Linked DNA regions of Homo sapiens: region 1 is linked to region 2. Evidence: read pairs that join two places in POLR2A ChIA-PET (ENCODE). Cell type or tissue: PC-3. All regions are shown on one strand. Each heading gives the region's core, and the rest is flanking DNA. Links, peaks and the distances in the headings are about the cores only. Region 1 has its middle 8.6 kb from the start of LINC01714. Region 2 overlaps SLC45A1 (solute carrier family 45 member 1).

Evidence for each region. ChIA-PET counts read pairs that join two places held together with the same protein. Peaks named below come from ENCODE experiments on the same cell type or tissue, not always from the same donor. Only the 100,000 strongest peaks of a DNase experiment are listed, where the experiment ranks them.
Region 1: POLR2A ChIA-PET joins it to region 2 with 28 read pairs; 6 of 35 experiments call an interaction of 5 or more read pairs at or near these places.

The regions. Positions count from the first base shown.
Region 1 is chr1:8,215,865-8,218,767 of GRCh38, reverse strand. No RefSeq gene overlaps it. Among named protein-coding and RNA genes, the nearest start is that of LINC01714, 8.6 kb to the right of the region's middle. RefSeq lists an enhancer at 1,402-1,903. In PC-3, for the core only: no CTCF peak of the experiment used is centred there; no DNase peak of the experiment used is centred there.
Region 2 is chr1:8,341,886-8,344,788 of GRCh38, reverse strand. It overlaps SLC45A1 (solute carrier family 45 member 1), which reads right to left. Exons shown (of 9, transcript NM_001080397.3): 9 at 624-1,042. The coding sequence ends at 776. Among named protein-coding and RNA genes, the nearest start is that of SLC45A1, 25 kb to the right of the region's middle. RefSeq lists an enhancer at 1,173-1,913. In PC-3, for the core only: no CTCF peak of the experiment used is centred there; a DNase peak (open chromatin) is centred at 1,208; H3K4me3 peaks cover 638 bases; H3K27ac peaks cover 1,462 bases.

The DNA of each region.
Region 1 (2,903 bases), core at 235-2,734, 130 kb after region 2:
GCAGATGACCGTGCTCGAGGATTCCAAAGTTCTGTTTTCCATAAATCCAGGTGTCTTTCTTGAAAATGACTGTAGGAACATGGCTAGACAGGGGCTCAGGGGACAGGGAGGCTGCAGGAGTGATCTGTACCTTCCTCCTTTATGGAAGTTGGGTGGGCTCCCCCGACGGGGGCTGGGCCACATTTCATGTGAAGCATGCAAATCCTTGTGGTCTAACTCCCTTTACATCCCCAGGTCGTGGCAGCCCCAAATGTGGCTCCACCCCAAAGATTGGGCTCTCAGCCTCCGGTCCAGTCCCAGAGGCAAGCCGAGTGGGTCTTCCCTCTCCCTCCAAAGACAAGGCAACTGGTGTCCGAGTCATACTCTGAGGATAAACCTATTTCCTAAGCAAAAGCCTCTCCATCATGGAAAAGCATCCACCAGCCACGGTCCTCCCCAGGCTACCTGTGGGGCCCAGGAAGGCCTGCATGAAGTCGGGAGCGGAGCTTGTTGGGCGCCTGGTATTTATCAACTCCTGTGCTCCAGCCTGGGCGACAGAGTGAGACTCTGTCTCAAAAATAAATAAGTAAAAAAGTAAATAACCTGATCCTGTCTTTATCTAGGTTTAAACAAATCTCTTGCTCATGATGACTTGTTTGCATTAATTTGTATTTTTAAAAACACTGCACTAAAATATTATTTATGTTGAATAGTTTTTTTTTGACACCCCTCCTTTAATTTTGCACCCACAGCCTCACCCTAGTCCCTGGCCTGAGCCACATCCGCTTTCCCCAGGTCTCCCATTTTATTTTGAGACAGGGGCTCACTGTCACCCAGGCTGGGGTTCAATGGCATGATCATGGCTTACTGCAGCCTCAACCCACTGGGCTCAAGTGATCCTCCTGCCTCGGCTTCCCAAAGTGCTGGGATTACAGGCTGGAGCCATCGCTCCCGGCCCTGGATACTTTTAATTTTGCAGCTGGAGAAGGGAACACAAGGGGAATGGAGGGTTTGTTGAAATTAAAGCGCACGGCGAGAAAGGATGGGTCACTAGCATCCTCCTTTTCCCTGCGCGGGTGTCCCCGGAAGCACCCCCTCCCTCGCCAAGCCCAGCTTCTGCACAGGCTCCAGGAGACGTTGCTCCGGGGTCCTGCCGGGGACACCGGGCTGCGTCCCCGTCGGCCGCCGCGCAGATGCGCACTTGGAGCAGACTCGGGTTCCGGGGCTGGGGGAAAGAGAAACCCGGGCTCCAAACCCTCCTGGAAGTCTCTTGAGGGCGCGAGCTCCGCAGAGGCAGGAGCCTCCGCGCACGTGCACGCCCGAAACTGCTAAAGCCCACGCGCGAGCTTGACCGCCGCGTGGAGGCGCCGGCTGCGGGGAGAGAAGCCGCCCCGGCCCCGGCCCCTTCCTGCGGCGCCCTCCGGCCCTGGCCCCGGCCCCAGCCGTGCGCGGGCGGCCGCTCCCCCACAAGCTGGCCTGGCTGACCCAGCGCCGCCGCTGGGCCTTCAAAGGGCGGCCGCTTCCTGTCGCCCCGGGACGGCTCGGCCGAGCCCTCCTCGTCACGGGGCGGGCGTCCCCGCCGTCACCTCCTTTGCCCTTAGTCGGGAGGACGCCCCCCTACTGCACTCCCCGGCCGAGCTGGGCAGACCCCCGTCCTCCCACCTGGGGGCTCCTCCTTCTGCTCCCTCGCCTCCCTCTGCTCTCCGGTCCCCTCCCCTCGCCCTCATCTCTGGGAAAGTTGTTTCAGCCCTGAAGTGTGCCTGAGCACGAGCACCTTCTCCTCCTCCCTGTTCCCCATACGAGTCACAGGAATGACCCAAGGCACTGGATAAAAATTCAGATTCCTGCGGACTCTGATTCCGAAGGTCTGAGTGGTGGTGTTGGGGTAGGGGTGAGGGCGCCCCAGGAATCTGTACAACTGACAAGCAGAAGAATCTAATGGAGAAACTGGGCTAGAATCAGTCACTGACTGTCCTTGCTTAAGCCCGGGAGGTTGAGGCTGCAGCGTGCTGTGATTGTGACACTGCACTCCAGCCTAGGCGACAGAGCAAGACCCTGTCTCAAAAATAAAAAGAAAAAAGAAAAAAAGAGGAAAAGGCTGGGCGCGGTGGCTCAGGCCTATAATCCCAGCACTTTGGGAAGCCAAGGCGAGCGGATCACAAGGTCATGCGTTCCAGACCAGCCTGGCCAACGTGGTGAAACCCCGTCTCTACCAAAAATACAAAAATTAGCCAAGCGTGGTGGTGCACGCCTGTGATCCCTGCTACTCAGGAGGCTGAGACAGGAGAGTTGCTTGAACCCGAGAGGCAGAGGTTGCAGTGAGCCGAGATAAAGCCACTACACTCCAGCCTGGGAGTCTCAAAAAAAAAAAAAAAAAAAAAAAGAAAGAAAGAAAGAAAGAAAAAAAAAAAGGATCACTGCCTCCTTTTCCTTCCCTTCACTGTCAAACTGCTCTCTAAGCTTTGTCCAAGCTGGCTAACCCACCATCATCAAAATCCTCCAAGTATTCTTTTTAAAGCAAAGGAATTTTTGTGTTTATATAATTTCAAACTTACTTAAAGACATTGCAAGAATATGACCAAGAACTCCTACAAACCCTGGGCCTAGTTTCTCCACGGGGGTGCATTTTGCCACACTGGCTTTATCACTGTCTCCAAATAGATAAGGATTTTTTTCTAAACCATTTATGCAAGTAAATTGCAGAGGTCATGTCTCCTATCTCTAAATACTTGGTCATGTCTTTACTGAGGACAAGGACATTCATGGCACAGTTAGCAAAAGAAAAAGACTTTTAAGGACCCCCAGTGACTTCTGAGCTGCCCAACCCAATGGCCTTTCTGCCCCTTGGTCTCTGGGTCTCTGTCCCCCTGTCTCGGTCTGTGTCTCTGTCTCTCTGTCTCTGTTGCTCTATCTCCCCCGATTCT
Region 2 (2,903 bases), core at 150-2,649:
TAGATGAGTAGATATTCAGATGGGTGGATATTTGGATGAGTGGACGGATGGTTATGTGGACGGATGAATGGGTGGGTATGTAGATGGATGGATATATAGATGAGTGGATATTTGGATGGGAGGATATTTGGATGAGTGGATGGATGGTTATGTGGATGGGTGGATATGCGGATGGGTAGATGAATGAATGGATGAGAGAATAAATGGATGAATGGACAAGTGAATGAATATGAGGCCTTCTGATCCAAAAGACCTGTATACTGTGACTCTACCCTGGGATGCAATGTACAGAATGTATGGTCCAGTTAGACCAGGCTCACTCTACCTCAGCACAATTGACAGCTGGGTCTTGCTAGCTCCTTGCTGTTGGGGCGGTCCTGTGTGCCGTGGGAGGTTTACAGCATCCCCGAGTTGTGACAACCAAAGCTATCTCCAGACTTTGCCAGATGTCTTCCTGGGGGTGGGGGTGGGGTGGCAAAATTGCCCCTGGTTGAGAACCATTGAATTACACCTTTACTTTCAAAAAAAGATTCTTACAAACCTCCCCTGCCCGAGTCCTCAGGAGGGTAACTCAATCCCATGGGGACCTCTCAGCCACCAGAGAGCAATGCCTAGAAACCATAGGCTTTGCCGCTGTCATTTATTATTTTATCACATATTTACATTCCAGTAGGCAGCCAGTCCCCCTGTCCAACAAGGCCCTTTGGTCCTCACTGGTCGGCCTGCTCCAGACCCCCAGGTGCAGGCGCGTGTCCGGAGTCGAGGCTCCGCGATGTCAGACGTTCAGCAGGAGGGGCCGGTGCTCCTCGTCTGCAGCGTCGCTGGGAGGAATTTCATAAATGACAAACAGGGAGGAGTACAGGCAGCCCAGGAAGGACACGAGGCTGGAGAAGTACATCACCCCGTTGGCACTGCCCACGGCCGAGGTCAGGGGCCCCAGGACCAGGGAGACCAGAATCTGAGCCAGGAAGTACTGGCAGCTCAGCAGAGAGATGTCCACGCCCATGCCCCGCCGGGTGCCGTCCGCACTGGACCCTGCAAACTGACCCAGAGGAAGAAACGTGTCAGCGAGACACGCCGCGGCCAGCACGGGGTGACCGAGCTCGGTGTGTCCTGCGAGCCCAGGAGGCCCGAGCGGCCCACACACAGCGGCCTCACATTTTTCAGCGCCAACATGCACAGGGAGTTCAGCCAAGAGTTTAACAATATTTGTGTTCGGAGAGATGACGACAATGAAAAGAATCCATGACTAATGGGGCAGAGGGCTGAGCTCCCACGGGCCGAGGTGGCGGGAGACACTTTCCCCGCTCAGCACTTGAGCTCTTCCCCATCCTCTCACCCAAAGAAAACCAATCTGCCCAGCCAGGCGACCGCTCCACTCCTGCCATCCCCTCCTTCACCTTCATCCAGGATGGGACCTGCCCTACACCCCCAAAGTCCTCTGCACATGACAGCCGCTGGTCCTCTGTCCGAGGCTCCAAGGTCCTCGTGGCCTCCAGCTTGGGCACGTCACTCACTCTCCCTCCCCTGCATGCCATGCTGGGGGACAGTGGCTGAGAGTGTGGTCTGTGCAGAGTGACGGTGGGGAGCGGTGGCATGGCTTTCCCTCACTGGGCTCCCCCAGCACCAGCCGGCCTGCAAGGTGCTGCGTGAGTGGGCATTGCTGTGACCTGGGAGCCTGGGCCTCCCCTGCGGCTTCCCCCCATCAGAAGGGCTGTGCTCAGGGCCAGCCCAGCTGAACTTGTCAGACTCCAAACTCCCTAAAACAAATCAGGCCCAGGCCTGGGGGAGGCAACTGAGGCATGAGATTAAAAGGGAGAGAGAGAAACTCAGTAATCCAGGTCACATTTCTTTTCTTTCTTTCTTTTCTCTTTTCTTTTTTTTTTTTTTGAGACAGGGTCTTGCTCTGTTGCCCAGGCTGGAGTGCAGTGGCACAATCTCAGCCCACTGCAGCCTCAGCCTCCTGGGCTCAAGTGATCCTCCCACCTCAGCCTCCCGAGTAGCTGGAACTACCGGTGCATGCCACCACACCTGGCTAATTTTTAATTTTATTTTTTTAGAGATGGGGTCTGACTATGTTGCCCAGACTGTCCAGGTAATATTTCAATGCAGCATTTTAAGATTTCAAAGTCACTGCAAAGGAAAATTATGGTGGGAACATTATGTGACCATAAAAGGGAAGGAGGCGCTGACCCAGGAAACAGCACAGATGGAGCTCGAAGCCCACAGCTGCACTGCAGATGCCAGACACGAGAGGCCGCAGACTGCCTGACTCCATCACAGGAGACGTCCCAAATAGGCAAGTCCATGGGGACAGGAAGAAGGTTAGCGGTCACCTAGGCCTGGGAGAGTGGGAGGGTCAGAGGGGTGATGGCTGACGGGTTTCTTCCTGGGGTGACAAAACTGTTCTGAAATTGATGGTGGTGATGGTTGTACAACTCTGCGTGTGCTGAAACCGCCGAACGGTGCACATCACACACTGTTAGATGGTGCATATTTCAATACAGCCGGTAAAAGTCTATGCTGAGCAAAATATCAACAAAAATTTAAGGCACTTTATTTATGTATGTATGTATTTATTTGAGACGGAGTCTCACTCTGTCGCCCAGGCTGGAGTGCAGTGGCACGATCTCAGCTCACTGCAAGCTCCGCCTCCCGGGTTCACGCCATTCTTCTGCCTCAGCCTCCAGAGTAGCTGGGACTACAGGCGCCCGCCACCACGCCCGGCTAATTTTTTGTATTTTTAGTAGAGAAGGGGCTTCACTGTGTTAGCCAGGATGGTCTCGATCTCCTGACCTCGTGATCCACCCTCCTTGGCCTCCCAAAGTGCTGGGATTACAGGCGTGAGCCACCGCACCCGGCCTATTTATTTATTTACATAGCCACTGTCACCCAGGCTGGAG